Regions from separate parts of the Homo sapiens genome. Here region 1 is linked to region 2. A link is a loop called in an ENCODE intact Hi-C map of the cell type or tissue named here. Cell type or tissue: breast epithelium. All regions are shown on one strand. Each heading gives the region's core, and the rest is flanking DNA. Links, peaks and the distances in the headings are about the cores only. Region 1 holds the start of LOC105375238 (a long non-coding RNA gene). Region 2 has its middle 24 kb from the start of VPS41.

Region 1 (8,343 bases), core at 170-8,169, 540 kb before region 2:
CCTATGTCCTGAATGGTATTGCCTAGGTTTTCTTCTAGGGTTTTTATGGTTTTAGGTCTTATGTTGAAGTCTTTAATCCATCTTGAGTTAATTTTTGTATAAGGTGTAAGGAAGGGATCCAGTTTCAGCTTTCTGCATATGGCTAGCCAGTTTTCCCAACACCATTTATTAAATAGGGAATCCTTTCCCCATTGTTTTTGTCAGATTTGTCAAAGATCAGATGGTTGTAGATGTGTGGTGTTATTTCTGAGGCCTCTGTTCTGTTCCATTGGTCTATATATCTGTTTTGGTACCAGTACCATGCTGTTTTAGTTACTGTAGCCTTGTAGTATAGTTTGAAGTCAGGTGGCGTGATGCCTCCAGCTTTGTTCTTTTTGCTTAGGATTGTCTTGGCTATGTGGGTTCTTTTTTGGTTCCATATGAAATTTAAAGGAGTATTTTTCCAATTCTGTGAAGAAAGTCAATGGTAGCTTGATGGGGATAACATTGAATCTATAAATTACTTTGGGCAGTATGGCCATTTTCACGATATTGATTCTTTCTATCCATGAGCATGGAATGTTTTTCCATTTGTTTGTGTCCTCTCTTATTTCCTTGAGCAAAGGTTTGTAGTTCTCCTTGAAGAGGTCCTTCACATCTCTTGTAAGTTGTATTCCTAGGTATTTTATTTTCTTTGTAGCAATTGTGAATGGGAGTTCACTCATGATTTGGCTGTTTGTCTGTTATTGGTGTATAGGAATGCTTGTGATTTTTGCACATTGATTTTGTAACCTGAGACTTTGCTGAAGTTGCTTATCAGCTTAAGGAGATTTTGGGCTGAAACGATGGGGTTTTCTAAATATACAATCATGTCATCTGCAAACAGAGACAATTTGACTTCCTTTTTTCCTAATTTAATACCCTTTATTTCTTTTTTTAAATTTTTTTTCTTTTTTGAGATGGAGTTTCGTTCTTGTTACCCAGGCTGGAGTGCAATGGTGCGATCTTGGCTCACTGCAACTTCTGCCTCCTGGGTTCAAGCAATTCTCCCACCTCAGCCTCCTGAGTAGCTGGGATTACAGGCATGCGCCACCATTCCTGGCTAATTTTGTATTTTTAGTAGAGATGGGGTTTCTCCATGTCGGTCAGGCTGGTCTCGAACTCCCGACCTCAGGTAATCTGCCTGCCTCAGTCTCCCAAAGTGCTGGGATTACAGGCGTGAGCTACCACACCCAGCCTCCTTTATTTCTTTCTCTTGCCTGATTGCCCTGGCCAGAACTTCCAATACTATGTTGAATAGGAGTGGTGAGAGAGGGCATCCTTGTCTTGTGCTGGTTTTTAAAGGGAATGCTTTCAGTTTTTGCCCATTCAGTATGATATTGGCTGTGGGTTTGTTATAAATAGCTCTTATTATTTTGAGATATGTCCCATCAATACTTAGTTTATTGAGAGTTTTTAGCATGAAGAGCTGTTGAATTTTGTCAAAGGCCTTTTCTGCATCTATTGAGATAATCATATGGTTTTTGTCATTGGTTCTGTTTACGTGATGGATTACATTTATTGATTTGCGTATGTTGAACCAGCCTTGCATCCCAGGGATGAAGCCGACTTCATGGTGGATAAGCTTTTTGATGTGCTGCTGGATTCGGTTTGCCAATATTTTATTGAGGATTTTTGCATCAATGAATAATTAAATTTTAATTTTTTATTTATTGATATTTAATGGAAGTCAAGTCTGTTCCTATTGTCCTTAACAACACCTCATCCAAAGTGTACCAAAATAGACATTTCATCTCACATTGAGACAGCCAGGTGGAAAGGGCTCCCTGGCAGAGCCTCTGACCAACCTGCGCACTGGGAGGAATGCACACTGGCATAGAGCCACAGAAGTTCATGCCATTTGCAGCGGGGAGGAGCTGGGCCCCTCCTCTTCCTGGGTGGTACCTGGAATTCAATCTGTGAGGCAGGAAGCCTACACTAGCAGGAACTCTGGCCTTGCAGAGAGTCCCTGTTCCCCCTTTTTTCCTTTTTGCCTAATAAATCCCATTATTCTCACCCTTCAAATCATCTGTGAGCCTAAATTTTCATGGCCATGGGACAAGGACCCAGTCTTCAGCTGAAGTAAAGTCTTGCAACAACATGGAGAGCCTCCAAATCACAGACAAGGGATCAAAATTTCCTTCTCACTCTCTTTGGTTTAGAGAGAAAGGCTGAACCATTTTGGTATCATTTATGATAGTTTTTCTGAGAAAAATTGTCATCATTTGGATTCTGGACATTCATCATCTCTCAAGCTGGCCAGGTGCCTCCTTTCTCTTAGAGGTCTGGGCAAGGAGGGACTGGCCATGAGCATCTGCAGCTGAAGGAAGCACGGTGGCAGCTCCAGGGTTTCCACTTATAATTTGGGTTCTCATGCTTTGTTCCACTGGGATTAGACTAGAAGGGTAAAAAGCCACTGTGGCAGGTGCTGGGAGAAACACAGTGATGCTGGGAAGAAAGAGGGAGAAGTGTCACAAGAGGAGTGCCTGGGCAATGCCACGGGCACTTAGATCCAGGAGAAACTGCTCTTAGGCCTTGCAGCCCAGACAGACCTGGTCTTGTATCTTCATTCACCCTCTTGCTAGCTGTGAGACTTTGGGCTAGGAACTTACACTCACTCTGCTTCAGTTGCCTTTTCTGCAAAAGAAAGAAGCTAGTATCTTCTGGAGTTGTTTTATAGATTAAATGTGGGCAATACCCTTTACACAGTGCCTGGCCTGTTGCAATTGTGCAGTCAACAAATGGTAACTATTATTGTTGTAGTTGCAACCAGCATAGGGTTGCCAGGTAAAAAACAAGATTCCCAATTATATTTGAATTTCAGATGAACAATGAAACATTTTTATTATAAATATGCCTGAAATATTGCATGAAATATTCATCTGAAATTCAAATTCAGCTGGGTGTCCAGTGTTTTTATTTGCTAAATCTGGCAACCCTACACCAGTATGTTCCAAAACTGCATTCATTCATTCATTCATTCATTCAGGCAACAAATGTTTATTGGGCCAGGCACTGTTTTGGGGCTTATGAAAAATAAATCAAACAAGGATTGCTGACTTTGAGGGGGTTATATTCTAATTAGGAAGAGGCAGATAATAAACAACAAATATATTAAATAGTTAAACTACGTAGCGTATAAGATGATTACAAGTGCTATAAAAATGTTGAGTAGGTTATAGGTTTAGGAAGTGCTAGGAGGTGGTGGTGCAGATAGCAATATTAATTAAGGTGGCCCTCGTAAGCCACTTAAAAGATGAGGTTTGAGCAAAAACTTCAAGAAGGCCAGGGAGTAGGAACTTTCTGGGCAAAGGATACAGTTCAAGAAAAGCTGATGACCCAGGAAGGGCACCAGGAAAAGCCAGGAGGTGAATCCACTAGCATCCCATGAGGGGCACAACCAGATGAGCAGCCTTTTCCCAAGAGCCACTGCCCTTGCTGTTACTTTCAAGCTGCCAACTTCTGCCAGGCAGCTGACTTTCTGGAGCTCTTCTCTGGCCAGGAGGAAGTCTCCTTCCCCATTTTGGAACCAGCCCCTGGAGAAGGGCCGTGACAAGGGAGAGGTGCTAGGATGTCATATTTAAATTTTATGCATATCTGAGTGACTCCTTAAAAAATTTTGTCCCTTGTGGGCCTTGCTTGCATCACCCAGGCCTGGCTCTGCTTCTAAGGGTGCTGAACTATTTAATCTGGAATGCCCCAGCTCTCTCCTTCCTCTTCCCTTCTCAGCACTCACAGGATCTCCCAGTCATGGCTGCCCAGGGCTCTCTCTGCTGATCCCCCGACTCAGAGCCATCTTCCCTCAAAAGCCCCTCTCCCTCTAATCTGTGTCCCTGAGGGGAACTCTAATCTCAACCTTCTGCAAGTGTTTGAACCTCAATTGAGGGCCGGGTTTGAGGTCTTTCCCACAGGGTTCCTGGGCCCCGGATAAATCTAGGGATGTGTTTGAGCATCTGTTCCAGGATCTTCAAACACTTCAGGGAGGCAAGAAAGAGGTTTTTAGAACATTTTGAGACGGTGCCGGAGGTCAGCTTCCCCACAGATGAGGATTTGGGTGTAAGCGATTTATTAAGGAAGGACTTTGGGAAAACCTGGGAAGGGAGTGGAGATGCAAGGTAAGTGAGGGAGCAATTCCAGGTCATTTTCCAGGGTGGGCGGCTGCAGCCTGGTCCCTCCATCTGGAATATGCATGAGCCTTGGAAGTAAGTACCCAGGCCAGGAGCTGTGGGGGCCGGGGAAGTCATCCTCCCAGCTCTGGGGGGTAGGGATTTGGGGACATAAACTTCCAGGCACCTGGGGCTCTGTGCTCTTGCAGACCAAAGTGACTTGGTAGCTGGAGGAAGTCCTCCAGAAGGTGCAAAATGTGTGGGGGCCAAACCTTTTTGAAGCAGGTGGCAGGGTACACAGAAGTGGGGTGAAAGAATCCTAGGGGTTCTGGGTGGAGCCCAGACAGCATCACTATGGACGGCTAGGAGGTGGGCCCATGCCCAGAGTCCATGGAAGACTTATGGGGACTGTGTGGCCCCAAACCAGCTTAGCCCAATAGAGCAGGGGTCTATAAACTATAGTCTCTGGGCCAAATTCAGCCAACTGTCAGTTTTTGTTATTAAAGTTTTATTGGAACACAGCTACTACCATTTTTTACACGCTGCCTATGGCTGTTTTTGTGCTACAACAGCAGAGTATGGTCCTCAAAGTCTGAAATACTTACTATTTGCCAGTCCCTGTGATAGATCTTCATCCTGACCTCAACTCTAAACAGTGTTTCACTGTTATGCTTTCAGGTCTTAGGCCTTTCATCTGGATCTTGGAGGCTGATCAGAGTTTGGAGGTCAGGAAAAGGAGGAGCAACAGGCCAAGAGAACACAAAATGTAAGTAGAGTTTCCTGGCTGAGGAAGTTGAGGGGGTGCACCCACAAAATATTGAATGGTCTTGTCTGGCTAACTTGACGATGCTTCTCACCCTTCCAGTTTTGAGGAAAATAAGGGCAAAGTAAGTTTAAAGGAGAGAATCAGAAAATAAAGGACTTGGAGGAGGAGAATAAGGGATGGGGCCGTTGCTTTGCCAAGGGACGGGCAGGTGGCACTGATGTGTCCCCAAGTATTTTGCTCTCTTCAGGAAGTTTAAATGGACCCCTTCAGAGTTGAATGCTTCCTCTGAAGAGAAAAAATGGAGAAACAGGCTCTTATACTCTTGGGAGACTGCAGATATATTAATTTTTCTGATTTTTGTTCCTCCTGGGGAGTCTGATGGTTCTAGAAGCAGAAATAAAGAATACACATGCAAGTGCTTGAGCACACATTATGTTTTTCAAGGACTGGTTGCATTGTGACCTCCCAGGAACAGAACCAAGAGCCTGTGTGGACTCTTCCCCTCTATTCAAAGCGGCAAAAAACCCAAAAGTAAGTATTTGAACACTCAGGACACAGTAGGAGTGTGTTAAAAAGTAAGAGTGAAGCTTGTGCTGTTGGAAAGAAGCAATACAAATGTTCAATGTGTGTGTATGTCAGGGTGTGTTTTATCAAATTGGATGGCAGAGAATGATTTTGATGGGTTTAAGTCATTTCCCCAAGCCTTTGTATCACAGACTGGCTCCCCAAAAGGACATGTGTACAATGCTCACTGTGTGCATGGTATTGGCTATTGAAGGCCTTGATACGGTTTGGACTTATATGAAGATAAAACCATTCTTTGAATGTAAAGTGGAGAGGCTTACTTTAAGTAAGAGATCATCATGCCAGCCAGTATGAGCCTGCCAGTACCTAGGGGTGCATGTTTCCATGACTGAAATCCACTTTTCTTCACTCATACCTCTTGATTGGTTAGCAAAGCCTGTGTGGAAATGATCTCGGGCCTTGTGTCTCCCCCACAGACAACCAGGGGCTATTGTGTTTTCTTCCAGGATTAGCTGCATGGTGGGTCAAGTTAAGATTCTGGGTAAATAATGACTGAGTTTTGGCAACCCAAACAGCTGTGGCATTTCACAGAAATGGGATTTCAAGATATGTGAGTTCTATTTTTGGTTTTCTAATTTACCCTCTGTCTCTGAAGTTCAAGACAAACAATTAAAGCAGCCCATGAATGTTAAAAGAGCAATATAAAGAAAAACAGCTGAATTATAATAATTTATAATGAAAATATCTTGTTTCTTTGTATATTCTGATTTTTCTATAATAAAAATAGATTACTTATACAATAAAAGATTTCAACAATAACAAAAACTGGAAGGTAAAAGAAGCAAAACTGTTTCCCAAATGATCTCTTTTCCTTCATCTGTAGTCACAGATGTGGCCCAAGTGGTGACCAGATCCATGGATCAAAAATCCATTGTCTGAGGTCCAGTGATCCACTTCAATGATGCATTAGTTCAGGAGTTTAGTCAGTCTAAATGTAGGTAAGTCTTAGTGAATCTTCCTTTATGAGAACATTTATTAGTAGCATAAGTATATCTAAGCAGGCCTCAAATCTCAGAAAATAGTGCAGGATTTGAAAATGAGGACAGTAATACCTACATATGGTAGGTATCCAGGAAATGCCAGCCTCTTTTCTGCTTCTTTTATCTAGCATATTAATAAGAGCATCTGCAAAGGAGTTCAATATTATAGTTCACCATGAGTGTTATTATTGCATATGAGTTTCTTGCTCTTTGACTGAAGTTCGTTGTTTGGAACTACTTCAGTTCTGGATCTTTTTTGTTATATTGGCTCTCCTACCATTGCATATGTGCAAATAGTCAAACACCCTGGAAACGTCCCCTCTTTTAGAGGTGATGCCCCAGTGACCTCAGTAACAAAGCCCATTAACCCATACAGATCCTTTTACACAGATCCCAGACTTCAGTGATATAGAAAAGGCAATGGGAAGAGTGTGATTTCTTCCCGAATGACCATCTCAGGTCTGGCAAATGGTCAGGAGCACAACTAAACCTCTTTTTTTTTTTTTTTTTTTTTGAGACAGAGTCTTGCTCTGTCGCCCAGGCTGGAGTTCAGTGGCGCGATCTTGGCTCACTGCAACCTCTACCTCCTGGGGTTCAAGCGATTCCCCTGCCTCAGCCTCCCAAGTAGCTGGGATTACGGGAGCCTGCCACCACACCTGGCTAATTTTTGTATTTTTAGTAGAGACGGGGTTTCACTGTTTTGGCCAGGCTGGTCTCGAACTCCTGACCTCAGGTGATCCACCTGCCTTGGCCTCCCAAAGTGCTGAGATTACAGGCATGAGCTACCATTCCCAGCCAACTAAAACTCTTAAAAGTGACGTAAGAGTATCAAAGAAAGTTCTGGAATGGACCTTCCAGCCCAGGTCCCAGGCCAGCTTCCTATTTCCACATGCATCGCATGGTCTTTACTTGCTAGTGGGATTAGTGACTAGGGCCCACTGATTTTCTCTTTCACTTTCAACTGGTTTTAACTCATTTACCTTTGGAATCATTGGAATTGTTTTCTTATGTGGAGACCCTAAATCTCAGTGATAATAAAAGAATACAATGTATATAGACATTTCTAATTTCCCTTTATGTGTCCTTTACTATTTCTGCCAAGCAGTAAGCATTCAGACTAAGTTCACCCAAATCACAGTGGACTTGCTAATTAGATAACTGGTAATTATCCACAGCAGTAAGCCTTTCCTGAACTGCTACCATATATCAGATACTGTAGTTTTCACTGACACTTCAAAGACATGGCTGTATCAGAGTTTACTGTGTTTCAATGTATCCTCACCTTGGTGAATATTCTAGTTCCTAGTGTATTGAAGAACCAGCTCTATCTATGAACTCTGGGATCTTGGTGAAGACTATTAACTTTTATGATTCTTAGTTCTCATGTATAAAACAGGAATCACCACACTTCTTTGGGTTTATGTTAGGAGCGAATAAAATAATGTATACGAGAGAGCTTTGAAAAGGATACAAATATGACTGTTACTCTTATTAGACAAGGAAGATCTGTCACATGCAAATGACAACTAGTTAAAAGAACTTATTGCCAACTACACTTACCCGTAAGCCAAGTCCACAGGCCACTCAGAGATCAATGGCAGTCATTTTTTAATATTTCAGAGGTGGCTAATAAACATGCAAACTTGATAAATGTTCTGATGAAGGAAGCACAATGCCCGGCACATAACTATTTGTGGAATTGAACATAATTGAGGCTTAAAGAATGAATAGAAATTAGATAGGTCAACAATACTGTGGATGGACATTCCAAGCAGAGGGTATTGCATCAAAAGTACTTTGGGCATTGGAGAAATTTTAGGAAGTTTGGTGTGGCAAGGACATAACTCTATGAACTGGGAATTGATGAGAGATCAGGCTAAAGAAGTAG
Region 2 (8,343 bases), core at 30-8,029:
CATTGCATTTAATTTTTTAATGTTAAAAATTTCATTTAACTCCACTTGTAATGTATTGTATTTTGTTGTACTAGATAAGAGATAAAGATCTTTGTTCTCCATTTTCCAAATAGTTAACATACTCAACATGGACTTTAATGTTATACCATATAAAAAATTAACTCAACAGGAATGAAAGGCATAAACATAGAGCTAAAACAAGGAAACTATCCGATAAAAACATAGGAGAAAAGCTTCATGACATCAGATTTGGCAATGATTTCTTGGATACAATACCAGAAGCATAGACAAGCAAAGAAAATAGAATAGATAAATTGAACTGCATCAAAATTTAAAACTTATTCATGCATCAAAGGATACAATCAACAGAGTCAAAAGACAACTCATGGAATGGGAGAAAATATTTGCAAATCATCTATCTGATGAGGGATTAATATCCAGAATATACAAAGAACTACAACTCAACAACAAAAAATAACAGCTAATCAAATTTAAAAATAGACAGATGACTTGAATAGACACTTCTCCAAGGAAGATATACGAATGGCTAATGACCACATGAGAAAATGTCCAACATCATCATTAGGGAAATGCAAATCAAATCACGAGGAGATACCACCGCACGCCCATTAGAATGGCTACTGTCATCACACACACACACACACACAAAAACCCAGAAGATAACAGGTGTTGGTGAGGATGTGGATAAATTGGAATCTTTGTGCATGGTTAGTGGGAGTGTAAAATTTTGCAGTGACAATGAAAAACAGCATGGCAGTTCCTCGCAAAATTTTAAATAGCATTACCAATTTCACTTCTGGGTGCATACCCAAAAGAATTGAGAGCAGGATCTAGCTGGGTGCAGTGGCTCATGCCTGTAATCCCAGTAGTTTGGTAGGCCGAGATGGGTGGATAACCTGAGGTCAAAAGTTCGAGACCAGCTTGGCCAACATGGTAAAACCCTGTCTCTACTAAAATTACAAAAAATTACCTGGACATGGTGGCACGCCTCTGTAATCCCAGCTACTTGGTAGTCTGAGGCAGGAGAATTGCTTGAACCCAGGAGGCAGAGGTTGCAGTGAGTAGAGATCGTGCCACTGCACTCCAGCCTGGGTGACAGAGCAAGACTCAAAAAAAAAAAAAAAAAAAAAAAAAGAATAAAAAAAAAAAAAAAAGAATTGAGAGCAGGATCGCAGGATCTGAAGAGATGTTTGTACACTGATGTTCACAGAAGCATTATTATTCATAGTAGCCAAAAGGTGGAAGCTACCCACGTGTCCACTGGCAAATGAATGAAGTGTGGTATATACACACAATGGGAAAGAAATTATGACACGCAAAGGTAATAAATTATGACACTTTCTACAACATGGATGAACCACAAAGGTGTTATGCTACACCAGGCCAAAAAAAAAAAAAAAAACACAAATACTGTACAATTCCACTTACATGAGGTACCTAGAATAGTGTAATTCATAGAGACAAAAAATAGAATGGTGTTTGCCAGGGGCGAGGATGAGGGGATGGGGGAGTCATTGTCTAATGGGTACAGAGTTTCCATTTTGCAAGATAAAGAGTTCTGGAGATTGATTACACAATGTGAGTGTACTACCCAGAATTGTATTCTTAAAAGTGATTAAGATGGTTAATTTTACAATTTAACAATTTTTTAAAAATTAAACAATTTTTTAAAAATTGGATATATGGAAGACAAATGAGGGTGAGTAGAATGAAAGGGCAGGAGAGATGTGCCTGATTCTTCTCACCCGTAGTATCTCAGCTCCTGCTCCTGCCGGGACACCAACCTTTCCCTGCATACAGTGCAATTGCAGTGCTTCGGGTTTTTTTGGTTTGGTTTGGTTTGGTTTGGTTTAATTTCATGGATACTTCAGTGGGAAAATGAGGCAGAATGAATCAGTCACTGTTAGCTAACCATAATTTTAAGAACCACCCTCCCTTTAAAAAATATACATATAACATTTTACAAAAATACACACATCCAAAATCATGTTGGATCACACAATGATACTGCTGCAGGAACAGGAAAGAATGCACATTTATTTGAAGGCTAACAATATGCCAGGGCGTTTTTGGTGCTATGCCTTTTCATCTGAGATCTTCTGATTCTAAACCTGGAGATCCATTTCAAAGTGCAAACACCCATATATAGAGCAAGAGTCCATGGACAGGACTGTGATTGAAGGCATTGTCCTAAGAATGCAGGCTTAGGTTAAACCCCTTTCTTCCAGGAGCTGTGTGTGTGTGTGTGTGCGCGCGCGTGTGTGTGTTGTAATTGCATCTGATTCACCTTACTGGCAAATAGGGGATCTTCTCTGTGGGGAGGGGAGCTTGCGGTTAAGTGAGTCAAAGCTGTTCCAGTTTTACCAGATATCAAGGCAGTACATAACATTGAACCTTAATTTTAGTCCTTACACCACCGTGTGTGTGTGCACGCGTGCACGTGTGCTGGGGTGAGGTAGGTGGAAGTGTGTAGAGATGTGCGGCCACTGAATGTTTGGGGAAACAAAGGACACTGCAGGGTAGGCGGGACCCACAAAACCAAATGACAAGCACTTTTCCCTTTGCTCTTTTGGAGCACTCCAGGGGTCCTCGAGTGTGGTCCACAGACCAGTGTTGGTCTGCAAAGTACTTACCACCCGGATGTAATGCAATAAGTACAGAAATCCAGAGTAAGCCTTTAGACACTTTTACAGCAATTTGACACAGATCTAATACCACACAATTCTAGGCCCATGTTTGAAACAAGCACGCCACACTGGTTGTGGTTTCACACCAAGCAGTGTTCAGGCATGTTGCCAACCAAATTGGAAGCATGAATGTTGGTTGAGAGGAGTCTTATTTCATTAATGGTTAATTCTGCTCCTGTGCTCCTATCCCCACTCCAATTAAGTATAAAATACACATTTCAAGATTTGATGCCAAACCATAAAGGCTAGAGACAAGCCCTGCCACCCAGCAGTAAATATGAAGGGAAAGATTTAATGTAAACGGCAGCGTATGGCAGTGCTGATGATTTCTCATAAACTACATGGACTAATTTAGAAAGAAAAAAAAAAGTCAGAGAAGCCTTCAAGGAAGTAATAACCCAGAGGTAAAAAATATTGATTAGGGAAAAATATTATCTTAATCAAAATATGTCTTTTAGCTGGAAGTTGTTTGGGCTTCAGAAAGAGAACAAAATATGTTTCTAAGATGCACATTTTTCCTGTGGTTTTTGTTGAATAATGAGCAACGCCATCACTGTTACTGAAGTCTTTGCTGTGTAAATCAAAAGGAAGGCTTTAATAATTCTATAGGAAACCTTATTTATTAGTGTGATCAACAGTAAGCAATATTAACTATTTTTAAAAATCTCAATATATACCCATGAATTTGGGTATATCTTAATGTTAGATCCTGATAAATTTTACAGGGCTTGCCATATACTATATTTTCTTCTAATGAGAGCTTGTTATGTCTGATCTCTTTTTATCTGTCTTTAGAAGCAAATAATTCAAAATAACTTGTTTCTGCTAGCATTTGTTTGGAGCTCAAACAACTTCTTTTTAAACTCCTTTCAAGTTTAAAGCTTGACCTTTTAAACATGAAAATCAAACAATATTTGAATAGGCTACATGTTGTTTTATTTTTAGGAATTTTCTCAATTGAAATCGAATCTGAATCAAAGTAGATAAGAGTTACTTTAAAATTCTAACACCTCCCCAGCTTTTCCTTGATCTTATAATGTATGACTGTTCTTAAAATTTTATATACCCCGAAGTGTCATTATTATTTTCGTTTGCCATTTTGACACCGAGAAGTTTATTCTTAGGAGAAACTGTCGGTGGGAATACAGGATTCCATTCTGCATCCTATACATGGAGCAGCCTAAACTAAATGCTAAGAGACGCTCCAGAGTAACGGGGGGAAAGCAAAATTAGAACATATTTTCTGACTATTCAGTCTGTGTCCAAGTACACAAAGTGAGAAGTTGATAAATTGCCCAATAAATTTAGTCATTATAGCCCAGAAAATTTAGGTGTAATTGATGATCAATGACCCAAATCATTCAGGGACCCAAGTCCCTAGGAACTTCAAATCCCCATTCCATGTATAAATACTGGCTCTCCCTAAGGCCTCCTTCCCTGACCTAGACATTTCCTCACGTTGCTTCTGAACACATTTGCAAAACCTTTGTGTGTGAGAACTATAGTCTTTACTTTTGCATTGAAAGTGCAAGGAAAACTGAAGATTATTTTGAATCCAATCGTTTTTCCCCTCATCAAAATATGCAGTGAGCGCCCCCTGTTGGCTGCCTAGCAGCAGGCAATACACAAACACTCAGCCTTGTTAGTACACAAAGAAGGAAGTAAACAAAAAGAGCCAATGGTAATTTGGACTCCCGTATCTAAGGGGGGTAGAGGTGGGGAAGGAAGGAGAGGAAATCAATATTTGCTTAATGGAAAAGGACAACATTGATAGGGAAGGAAGTTTTATTCCCAAGCTTTTAATGGGGTATTACAAGCACTGGGGAGGAGAAAATTCTCTTTCTTTTCTCTTTCTTTCTTTTTTTTTTTTTTAAGCTTAAAGCTGTATATTTTTTTTTCAGTGTTAGATGAGTAAGAGTTCCTGAAATTATAGTGGGCAGAAAAACCAAACAAATACATTTGCTTTTGCTAAGGGCACACTTGGCTTTTTAGGTTGTGCCTTTCCTCTATTCTACTTAAGTCAAGCACTAAGAAATCTACTGTAAATTCTGGACTTTCCACCATGTTTTCAGGTAGGTGATCTGGGCATTGAAGGGAGGAAAAATGGCTAGGAGAATAATACACAAACATGCACACACATATATTTTCATTCTGATATCCTAAGGATTGAGTCAATAAACATAGATTTCCTTTATATTTACCTGAAGTGTCTTAAATTCTAACCCCTTCTAGTTTACCTGTTAAAATCTAGCTTTACTAATCTACAGGGAAGCATAGATTTTATTTAAAAATCCTGTTTAAAAAGTATGATAGTGGGTTTAAAAGTATAAAGGATATTTTTTCAATCCTGACAATAGAGGAGTAAGATGAATTTCTCTCCAAGAAATCTCTTCTCTGATAGGGCATGGTGGCTCATGCCTGTAATCCCAGCACTTTGGGAGGCTGAGGTGGGTGGATCACTTAAGGCCAGGAGTTTGAGACCAGCCTGGCCATCATGGCGAAACCCCATGTCTGCTAAAACTACAAAAATTAGCCAGGTGAGGTGGCATGTGCCTGTAATTTCAGCTGCTTGGGAGGCTGAGGCACAAGAATCCCAGCTAATTGGGGGGCTGAGGCATGAGAATCACTTGAACCCAGGAGGTGGAGGTTGCAGTGAGCCGAGATCACACCACTGCACTCCAGCCAGAGCAATAAGAGCAAGACTCTGTCTCAAAAAAAAAAAAAAAAAAAAAAAAAAAAAACTTCTTTTAGAAAATTTAAATATTCATGCTTTTATTCTCAATTATATCTCTCCCCAGTTATAAATTTTAAGTATATGATTAGTATATGGCATGGCCAGCACACTAGACTAAGAATCAAAAGATTGGGGTTCTAATCCTGGCTCTGCTGCATTTCATCCCTATAACTGTGTGGCCTTGTAACTTCCCTGAATTTTAGTTTTCTCATCTGAGAAATGAAAGTCATTAACTTGATCATTAATCAAGATACATGGGGATGCTAATTATGTAGCAATGCACTGCCAGATGCTTAACTCTGGAGGCTGTGTTTGGAGAGGGACTCATAAAACTAACAATAAGCTAGATCCTAATTTCTGTAAATTTCAGTGACTTGACTCAGGAACAGAGAGGCGCTTGATTCTGGTGTCAAACAGATTGGGCCTCAATCTCATCTCTGCTCTTTTCCATCTGTGTAACCTTGGAAAACTAATTGTTTCTAAAACTGGGTTTCCTTATGTGGAAACATTGAGTTGTTTCTCCCAAGTCATGTGAATGAAAAATGGCAGAAACAAGACAGGACTACAACCGTGCCCTTAAGGACCACTCCTCTAGAAGGGAAATGAACACAAATAAAAAGTTACAGCACTGAGCAACTTGGTTCCTGAATTATTTTTATTGTACTTCTTGAAGGGACCTCAATGACATGCCAAAGAATTTAGATTTTATCTTGTGGATGAAGGGGAGTTAGTAGAATATTTTAAGTAGGAATGGGGTAGGATCATGACTAACTCAACAAGATGTTAAGAGAATTTGAGAAGCAACCATATGTGAATGTGATACATTTGTAGAAATTTTTATGGCTATATTTATCATCGGTGATCATGCAGGGAAAAGACCCAAACACTGTATCTCTCACTCTGATGTTGGGCATTTGTGTTCTAATATAATGTCCTATGGGAATAAGGTAAGACTACTCCTCTATAGGAAATTAGAACTTGGAAACTGAGCCTTGATTAATGGTTGCAGGTCAGCCTTTCCTGTTTTCACTCATCTCTTCCTTTAACCCGGATTCCAAGAAAGCTTGACAACTGTCTACACTGATGTGTAAAAATGGCCTCTGCCAAGGGAGGCAGCCAGGGCTGGACAGCCAGTCCTTCCCATTTAAATATTCTCTCTTCAGTGCCAACCTTGGAACATATTAAGGTGATAAAGTTGCTGCCAGATATGTGAAGAGAATAAGGTTAATTTTGTTGTCTTAAAGGAGAGGAGCCATCCGGTGTTGCTATAAAGCAAATATAAATCAATAAGGCACTCAAATAAGCTCAATATCTAGTCCTTGACAATCAACAGGAATATGTTCCACTTAATATGGCATCTCACCAGTTAATTTATTGCCAAAATGTGACAGGGTTATGTGAAACTTTGGTTATAAATTCTAGTGCATGTAGTTCCTGCTATCTAAATTTTCTGCTTTAGAGTTCATTCTGGGGCTGGGGGCGTGGAAGGATAGAGCATGCTTATTATGAAAGGTCAGCATGCGGTGATTACAGCTTTTCTAAATCTGGGTCATGGGTTTATAAAAGGCTTATGATCCATCAAAAGACCTCTCTGAGTCCACAGAATGAAAAGAATGTAGAAAAACTATTGTTCAGGGAAATGCTTTGCTTGTTATTAAGATGTGGTCATTTCAATTATTAACTTATTTTGTAATGCAGTCACCCAACTAGAATTCTCTACTTCAAAGTGTATGTCTTTGGAATGTTACATAATCTTTTCAAAATAGTATGTCTTCCTTTCTGAAAAATTCATTTCTCCAATGAATTAGGAAGCTGAGTCACTTCCTTAATCAGGACAGGCCCCTCCCCCAGGAGTGCTGTTCGGCTCCATTTTAACTACCCTGGCAGGTGGCGGCCTGGTTTTTAGTTCCTTGAAATCTACAAATATACCCTTCACTTTGGAAGAGGCTCTTAGCTCAAAATGCATTTCTTTAGAAAGATTCACTGAGAAGAAGTAGGGGAAAAAAAAAAAAAACACCACAAAGCCATGTACTTAAACAGTCTCTTTCAAGCACCACTTAGTGGCGTGGAGCTGAACTGAAGAGATTAGGATTTGACGTCTGACGTAGTCACTCTGTAGCTCCATAATCAAGGGCTGTCCAAGGGTGAGTATGGGGCCTCGGGTCTCTGGGTTAGTGCCAATTATTGAAGGAGTTTGGGGAGAAAGGGAGGGAATAGGAAGGGCAGCCTATTTCTATGAAAAGGAGAGGATTGATACCAGCACTGGAGTGGAAACTGTAATGAAGGAAGTGGCTATCTGGTTGGCAAGGCCATGATTGAAGGGGTCAGATCCCGTGAAGAGCACCTGCAGCAGATGGGACCCGCGCCACACTTCTGTTGGATTTTGTCAATGGGGACAGGGGGAGGTTTAAGGGAGTGCTCTTTCAGAGGCTCTTACGTGCATCATTCACTCTAGGGGTTTGTTTTGTTTTGTTTTTGAAACAGGGTCTTGCTCTGTTACTCAGGCTGGAGTGCAGTGGCACCATCACAGCTCACTGCAGCCTTGAATTCCTGGGCTCAAGTAATCCTCCCACCTCAGTCTTCCCAGTAGCTAGGACTACAGGTGTGAGCCACTGCACCTGGTTTTTATCTGTAATTAATGCCAAATTTTACCCTTCAGAAAACAGTATAGGAAAACTCCTCCACTGAACTCTGCAGGTTGAATGTTTATGGCTAAACCAGAATGAAAGTTATGATAATGCAGGGTAATAGTTATTAAACAACAAATAAAAATTCTCCAATGATAGAAGGGGCCTTGAGAGGCCACCTAGCCCAACCCTATTCCATCAGCCCTTTGAACCTGACAGCACTTACCATATATAATGGGATGAACTACATGCATTTCTGCACCGCCTGACGCAT

Evidence for each region. Hi-C counts contacts between places; a loop is a spot of excess contacts. Peaks named below come from ENCODE experiments on the same cell type or tissue, not always from the same donor. Only the 100,000 strongest peaks of a DNase experiment are listed, where the experiment ranks them.
Region 1: it touches region 2 in a loop (6-fold over the local background); 75 of 110 quality-filtered maps call a loop at or near these places.

The regions. Positions count from the first base shown.
Region 1 is chr7:39,470,915-39,479,257 of GRCh38, reverse strand. LOC105375238 (a long non-coding RNA gene) reads left to right here and starts at 4,807. Exons shown (of 3, transcript XR_927186.2): 1 at 4,807-4,890; 2 at 5,335-5,421. In breast epithelium, for the core only: no CTCF peak of the experiment used is centred there; no DNase peak of the experiment used is centred there.
Region 2 is chr7:38,928,715-38,937,057 of GRCh38, reverse strand. No RefSeq gene overlaps it. Among named protein-coding and RNA genes, the nearest start is that of VPS41, 24 kb to the right of the region's middle. In breast epithelium, for the core only: a CTCF peak has its summit at 4,328 (motif pointing left); a DNase peak (open chromatin) is centred at 4,311.